Linked DNA regions of Mus musculus: region 1 is linked to region 2. Evidence: chromatin contacts called from ENCODE POLR2A ChIA-PET data. All regions are on one chromosome and are shown on one strand. Each heading gives the region's core, a stretch centred on a gene start or an enhancer-like site at or near the end of the contact. The rest is flanking DNA. Distances are from core to core; before and after follow the strand shown.

Region 1 (4,249 bases), core at 607-3,106, 230 kb after region 2:
TTCCTGTTTTACTTCTAGGGTTTTTTTTTTTTTAAACCCCTGCTGCTATTTCTGGGATAATGTATCTCTCCCTCCTATGGCAATAAACTTTGTGTTTGTGGGAGAGACCCTGCATACAGTTTCTTCTTTGTGCTTCCTCTCACTACATATCTGGAAACAATCATGGAACAGATCTGCAGCCCCCTAGAGTGGCTCTGAAACCTAGGAACCTGACTACTCAAAACTAATTACCTTCAGGAAGTCTACTCAGGAAGGCTGCAGACAACAGCCACTACAATCACCCTCTCTGATTGCAACTCCGCACCTCGCCTCTATCAGCTATAAATAACCAACAGGAAAATGAACTTGAGATAAAAACTTAAAATGCTAAAAATATGGAAAAATTAATAGGTGGTACTGCTGGCCACAGATGATGACTGGAGATTCAATGACATTAATGTCAGGACAAAATCATTTGTACTTTGCAACTGCTAAAATGCCAAAGACTTTAGTAGATCTTTACAGGGACTCTACAGAGACGTGAAAATTGAATTCCCAAGGCTTTTATCTGCCCTTCTCTCTGAAACTGAAAAGTACCTTTTATTTTAATGCTTTAAATTTTGGTTGATGATGATGGTGTGCTAGACACCACCACATTACATGTATATTCGTTTCCTTTGAGGGTAAAATCCCACTATAAAAGAGGGGTGAGACAGTACTCAGAGGCCACAGGACCAGATTAATTATAAACCTAGCCAACTGAACCTGAATTTTGTTCAAATACTTCCTGTCTTTTGTTTCAACCTGCCATACACCTTCAAGGTTAACTGCAGTTTCCCTGAGCAACGGACCAGCCCACTCCAAATTGGGAGATGGGGACTCCTTCTGCAAAGGCATTTACTGACTCCTCGGCACCATTTCATTTGAAAATATGGTATTATTCAGTGACTGTCAAACAATACACACTGCATTCCTACCCACACAAGGCCAGCTCTGCTGAAAGCTAACACACCCACCTTGCTATGAAATATGCGGATGCTTCCCTACTAAGTTCTCAAGAGAAGAAACCGGGTAGAAAGCAAAATCGAAAGGCAACTCAAACCTAAAAAGCCCCTAAAAGCTGGTTTCTCCCAAAAGAAACAGAAAGGGCAAGAAAGGTACAAAGGGCGATGGGAAGAAGATAATGTATAATTTAAGCCGGGGAGCTTTCAACACTCAGAAAGAGAATACAGGATCTGGGGAGGCTGTAGGAGCAATCACAGGCTGGGGGATGGGAAGAGCTAAAAGAGGGGGAAAGGCCGCTTTGGCTGTTGGAGGTGTCTGTCTGGGTTTCGTCTTTTTTTCTCCCCCTCGCCCATCCCTCATAAGGAAAACGCTGGTTTGTGTGTGTGTGTTTAAATCTTATACAGAACCCTAGTTCTGGACCCACGCTTGCCAGCAGGGACAGATGTGGGAAAGGATGTCTGAATTCGCAGGGATCCAATATAGGGGTGGGGGCTGCAGCCTAGAAAACGGTACCCACCAGTACCACTCTGAGGCTAGGGCTGGGCAAAAGGCGACCTAGAGTGAGACAGGTCAGGAGGAGACCCCTGCTGAGGGGCGGAGGCTAGCGAGAGACAATGAACAATCGTAAAGACCCCGGAGGATGCCGCGACGCCTCCTTGGGGAATCCCGGGATCTGGAGGCGGCGGCCCCGCCCCCTAGGGGGACCATCCCTACCCCGACAGGGACTTCTGCTGAAAGCCACTCACGCTCCGGGCCAGGAGGCTCTCTCGGAGACCCGGCTCCCCCGGCACCGCAGAGCCCCGAGCCCACGCTCCGTACCTGGCCTCGGCGCTCCGGGATCCTTCCCCGCCGCCGCCTCCGCCGCCCGCTCCCCATCCCCAGCCTCCCAGGACCCGCCCCTTACCCGCCGGCGGCAGTGACAGGCAGATACCCTCGCCAATCATAGCTTTACCCTTGCGGCTCTGAAACCAATCCTCGCCGCCTGAAGGCGGGGCTTCTCCAAAGTCATCCCGGCTCCTCCTGGGGCCGCAAGATCCCTTTTGTTTGGGAGAGCCAGGCTGGGATTGAGCTGGCGTCACTTCCGGGAGGAAGTACCCTCCTCTGGTCCGCTGGAGTCTGTGCTCGCTCTGGTCTCCGCCCGGGTTCTGCAACTTTTCAGGACCCTGGGAACACCTTGTGGTGGCTTAATTGAGGGTTTATCTAAAATGTGAATAAAAGAAGTGAGTTTTAGCGTTTGTTTTCGAATTAGTATTGAAAACCTAGTAACGTGTCTTCTTTGCCCCCCCCCCCTCTCTCTCTCTCTCTCTCTCCCTCTCTCTCTCTCTCTCTCCCCCTTGGGTGTGGTGCTGGAAAGCAAGGGCGCAAGACCATCTTCTTTACCACATCACACTATGTACACAAAGGGAGACGCTGGGGTGGAAGCACCTGGTAGAGAGCATAACCCCTACCGACTTGCCTTTCAGGGCAAAGCCAAATAGCTGCAAACTTACCTGGTGTTTCCCCACACTGTGCTTGCCATTCATGTATGTGGGGGGCTATTTTATATGTTTGGGCCCCGTCATACCGTGGACCATGCATTTGTAACGAAGCCGAAACGGAACAGTAGGATGAGGGGAAATGGCTGGCCTCTTGAGCACAGGAATGCAGATCTTAGTGATAGAAACAAGACCTGGAGGGAAGAGATTGCACTCTACCATACATAGCCTGCACTTCAGCACCACAAGTGACTGAACTGTTTAAATAGCCGCATTGCTTTAAAGAACTTGTAACACGTACATATAAGAACTCAAGTATTTGAGTGCACAAGTAACATATTACGCGGAATACATTATTCCTAATTTTCACAATATTCAGCAAGAGACTATTAGGGACACACACACACACACACACACACACACAAAAAGCCCTCTGCTCATGGTTCTCAACCTGTGGGTCACGACCCCCTAGACAACCATTATAAAAATATCTACATTACAATCTAGAACAGCAAAATTACAGTTATGAAGTAGCAGCGTAATTATGTTTGAGGGAGTCACTATAACATGAGGAACTGTATTAAAGGACAGTAGCACTAGGAAGGTTGAGAACCACTGCCCTAGGCAAACAGCCCTCGAGACAGGTACAGTTTACAGTCTGGGTAAAGAGATACCCAGCCCAAGTAATCACGGTTTAGAGGAAGTCAAACAGTATTTCTTGTCCACACAGCGCTTCGTTCATCCATATACTATCTGTGTCAGTGCTGTGTGGGAAGACTGTCTTACCCTGCAATGTGGATAGCACTGTAAGAAATTAAGATGAGAAGACGAAGTCAAAGAAACCAAGAGAACCGGAGGAAGGCTATAGAGTTAAGAACTGGAAAAGAAAAATGACAAGAATAACACCAAATCTGTGCCACAGTCTGCTAACCAGCCACCAGTTTCCACCGGGGGTGGGGGGGGGTGGGGGGTGGGGGTGGGGGTGGTGGGGGGGCCTGTTGAGAGGGAAGGGTGGTGATTAGCATAGCAGCAGAGTAAAGCCAGCAACTCCATTGCAGGCTTGGAGACAGCATGCAGAGATGCTACAGTACAGCCCCCGTGCTTGTGGAACAATGACCTAGAGCACTAAGAGTTTCGCAAAGACAGCATGCTCTGTATTCAGAAAGACAGCCTTGTTGGATAGGGTGTGCACACCTGTAAATCCCATCCTGTGGGAGATGGAGGCAGAGGAGAAGCAGGAATTTGAGATCCTTCTTGGCCACACAGTGTGCTGCAGACCACCATGGCCAAAGGAGACCTCTCAGAATAGGACACAATGTCCGAAGTGATTTAAAGTCACAGTATTAGGTATAGGAATAGTACCACGGAGCCTGAAAAGAATCCATTTCCTCCTCCTTCCTTTGCTTTGCCTGTGGGTATGCACGGAGGAAGTGTCTCATTGCCAGACAATGAGGCAGATGTGGGACAACAGGCTATTTTTCTGCTGGATTCTGACTCACTCCAAGATTTGCTCCAGTGAATCAGCTCGCCCAGCCTTCCTCTCCCTCCCTTTGTAGCTATTAATCCACCACCACCCATTCTACTCCAAAGCTGACCTAATGGAAACAGTACCATGTGACCCACATCCTTTACAGCACCGAGCAGCTCCGGACGGACGCTCCGGGTTCCTTTAAGCCCATTCCTGAGCCAGGGTAGAAAAGCTCAACAGGATGAGGTCATCCTTGCCTTGTAAGACTCAGAGTCCTGAGAATGTTTAGATGGCTTTCAACTTATCACCCCTGGGGTAGTGA
Region 2 (3,982 bases), core at 431-2,930:
GTTTATAGCAAGAATTGCTCTTGATGTATGATGTTTCCATTCAGTAAACAACACCCAGACATCTGCTTTAAGTCCCTAGCAATCCGTTGTATTTGGAGTTAGGCACTCTTTTTTCCCTACTTCCAAAGTACTGGACTTGTGATCAGAGCCACACTGCACTTTGTGGACATAGGTGAACACATGGGTGGAGACTTGTTGACTATCCATCCTGTGCTAAGTGCTCTTTACCTTCCTTCAGCATTTTCCTTACCATCCCAGGCGTCATTTCAGCCTGTTGTATGGCATACTATAGACTATGCTGTATGCATATCATACCTTGCGTACTGCATAGTTTTCATCTGTGTGTTCCCACAGTACCCAGCACAGGGTAGAGCATAATACAGGTCTTTGCCTCTATTTCAAGAAGCCACTCAACCCTTTTAATGTTCCTTTTAAGACATGTTCATGAATAACAGTAATATTCTGGTTAACGCGGACTCCTACCTTCTCCCCTAGCCTCAAGCTACACTATCATTATTAATTCCGTCTAAAACTCGCCCCAAATCACGTAACAGCAGCCATATCTCACCCATACTAGCATTTTGGTCAGTTGCAAGGCAAATCTCTCAAAATCTGTTAAGGCCCAATCCCATTCCCCTGCTTACTAGTGCACCTCTTTACACTCATCCCAGCTAAATTGCTTCTCCGGCTTCCATCCATAGCAGCAGCCTGTTGCTAGAGGTGTTCGTCTATGGTTTGACAGAAGTCTCTTTGATTTTTTTACTTGGGTGGTAACAGGAAAAGGAAACCAAATATCTTCAGCCATAGGGAAAAGGGGCCTCTAGGAGGCTGTCCCTGGCCCCGAGTCTCCATGGAGAAGCCACAGGTGCTAAGGGAGGTTTGATTGCCTACGCAGTTTGTGTTCTTTTCTCCCTAAAGCTCCCCGAGATTCTCCCGCCTACCCTGGGCCTCTTCAGCTCTCCCGCAGCGTGGACCCTGCAGGCAGTCCTCCCTTAACAAGGGGGCGGGGATCCCCGCTTGGCCCGCGCCTGCAGCGCCTTCCCTGTGGGACTCCCCTCCCCCACCATCGAGCCCCGACCACCGCGAGCCGCGCGTGGGCACCGACCCCTCCCCGCCGGGCTGGGCTGTGCAGAGCGGGCGGGCTACGGGTGGCGCTGGCTGGGCGTGGGCAGACGACGGAGTAGGTCTGCCAGGACCGGACCGGCCTGATCGGCCCCGGGCTGCATCCCTGTGCACCCGCGGCGGGAAGGTGGCCCCACCACCCGGGGCGCTGGCCCCGCGTCTTGGGGCCCGTGGTGGGCCGGCCCGTACCTGGGCTTGAAGTCGTGGTTGTAAATCGTCCGCAGCCGCTCACGATCTGTCTCCAGGTCCAGTCCACGTTCGGCCAGAAAACTCTCGAACCTCTGGCCGGTCTCCCGGAGCTTTCGGCAGCTGAACTTGCTAGGCATCGCGGCGGCGGCGGCTGCGGCCCAGGCAGGAGGGTCCGCGGAAATGAAACTGAAAGTCGCCGCCGCGGTTTAGAGTTGGCTGGTCTGGGGTGAGGGTGCAAAGGGGAAAAGCCCCCTACCTCTGACGTCTGCTCCGGCCAGCCACCTTCTCCCCGACTGCCTCCCCTCCTCCGTCCTTCTCCTACCTGAGCCTTCCTTTCGGTCTCTTCGTCCTATCCCCTCCCCCCCTTCACATTAACTCTTTCCTAAGGAGTCTGACCCCTCCCTCAGGGCCCTCCCCTTACCCCGAGCTCCCTCCCCTGGCAGCGAGCCAGGATCCGAACGTGGATATCGCCTGGGGCCCCCTAAACAGCCCGGAGGACCTTGGAGCCTCAGCTAGGGCTACTCCCACGCCCACTCTCCAGAGCCTCGGGACATAGAAAAGCTGCAGAGCAAAGGGCAGAGCCCCGGACATGGGTCGGCTGCAGCTGGACTGGGGCCGCTCGTCCAGCACCTCCCCCAGACTGCCAGGGACATAAACCAGTACGGAAGCGAGCGGCACGCCCCCTCCCCCATTCCCTCCCTCCTCTGGCTTTCTGATACAGAGGAAGGCAGAAGTCAAAGTTGTGTGTGTGTGTGTGTGTGTGTGGGGAATGGATGGAGGGAGAGCAAGTGTCTCTATAGATAAAGGGGTGTGCGTGTGGGAGAGAGGGACAAGAGCTTCTGCCAAGACCCAGTCCTTGCTTTTCTGGGTCACACAGGCTTCATAATACTTCAAGGTTGGAGATTCTTGCTCTTGAGCTATGCATTTGGGCACTCGGTTTGTGTTACTCTTCACTACTTATTGGCAGTAAATCATGATTGCCCAGCCAGTCAAAAAAACATTAGCACCTAGAGAGCCAGGCGTGCTAGGCAATAAATGGTTAACACTGACAACATTAGTACCAGGAAAAGAAGTAGACCAATATGCTTAGGCAAACTAAGGGGTGGGGCTACTATAACAACAAATGTAAAACAAGCCTTCTGCACCTATTTATCCCCTGGAATGAAACTAAAAAACAAAAACAAAACCCAAAACAAACAAACCCCATACACACTACAATGAGAAAGTGAGAAAGGCTTAATCTACCAGAATTCCACATGTATCAAAGTTACTGTTCTCCAAGGTTCCTTATAGGCAGCAACAGTCTAACCCAGGGTAGGGAATGCCCTGAACAGGGTCAAGTTCCCCCTTGGTTAACTACTCCTAAGCCAAGAGTATGCTATGCAGTCAGGAATGGAGACTACAGGAACAGGGAAATCTTACGTCCTAGAAATTGATGTAAACTCGAGGGAAAAACTAGGAGTAGCCAGATGCTTAACACCTCCAGACCTTCCCATCCACTTTATATGATGCAGGCTCAGAGAAGATAATAGACTTCTAAAAAGTACTGTTGTTTTGGGGCACAGTGGTCCAAGCCTGTAATCCCACTTCTTGAGAGTCTGAGGAAGGTCTACTAAGAGTCTGAGCCACTTTGGGTTACACAGCAGGACAGTCTCAAAAACAAAATTGCTATTCTTTATCATTTCAAAATCCTACAAATACACCTATGATGAGCACAATAAAAGTGCCTTTTAGACATACAGAAATAGCTTAGTTAGGAATCCCAATGCACCCAAGGCTACACTTGATAACCAGAATCCAATGACATAATTTACTCAAAATAACCAGACACATGACTAACTGAAGAACTAAAAAGGCTTTTTTTTTTTATTGTGCCCTTCACACTATCACACATTAACAATTCAGACCAGCAAATCTGGTCACCTGAGGACCTCAGCCCTTTCTCTGGATTATCTGAACATTCTCAAAACACAGACAGTAGTCCATGTAAAAACTTGAGTAAGTTTTGAATGGTGAGTGGCTTTGGTTACAATGTGACATCTCTACTTGTCTTCTGGAAGGCTCTACTTTGAAAGTTACTGTTTTGATGCATTCGGTTTTAGAATGCCTGCCCCCTCTCAAAAATCACCTCAGCTCAGTCATTTCCTGGAGCTTTCATTACATCTTTCTCTTAAGAATTGGACTTCCAAGAAGTAAGGTTGATGGTATTGTGAACAGCAGCAGCAGTCTGTAACTGTATGTGAAATAAACTCTAAGCTTCTCAGGGGGGATTTTTTTTAAGACAAGATTTCTTTGTGTAACAGCCTTGGCTGTCCTAGCACTCACTTTGTAAACCAGGCTGGCCTAGAACTCAAGAGATCATCAGCCCTGCCTCTGCTTCAGGGAGTACTGGGACTTAAAGGCCTGCACCACTATACCCAGCTGTTTTCTTATTACTCCTTGCTGGGTTTTATAAATCATCACTTAACAGTCTTTAACCTTTGTATTCAAAGTAGACTATACTAACCAAAGCAACTAAAAACAACTTGGTTGGTCTACCACATACCAAGGGAAAAGCCATGCCACCAGGTACAGTTGGTCTTCCTTATGTAAAGAGCCTTTATTTGCAAATGTATCCACTCATTAACATGCTTCTAAGGAAATCCTATGTCCACGTCCCCAGTTTAGGCAG

What was found. ChIA-PET counts read pairs that join two places held with the same protein, here RNA polymerase II (POLR2A).
Region 1: POLR2A ChIA-PET joins it to region 2 with 10 read pairs in Patski. The contact joins the promoter of Cttnbp2nl here to the promoter of Mov10 in region 2. POLR2A ChIA-PET finds 5 or more read pairs at or near these places in 2 of 5 experiments (Patski and embryonic stem cell).

The regions. Positions count from the first base shown.
Region 1 is chr3:105,051,097-105,055,345 of GRCm38, forward strand. Cttnbp2nl (CTTNBP2 N-terminal like) reads right to left here and starts at 1,857. Exons shown (of 6, transcript NM_001163332.1): 1 at 1,804-1,857.
Region 2 is chr3:104,816,625-104,820,606 of GRCm38, forward strand. It overlaps Mov10 (Mov10 RISC complex RNA helicase), which reads right to left and starts at 1,681. Exons shown (of 20, transcript NM_008619.2): 1 at 1,312-1,681. The coding sequence starts at 1,448.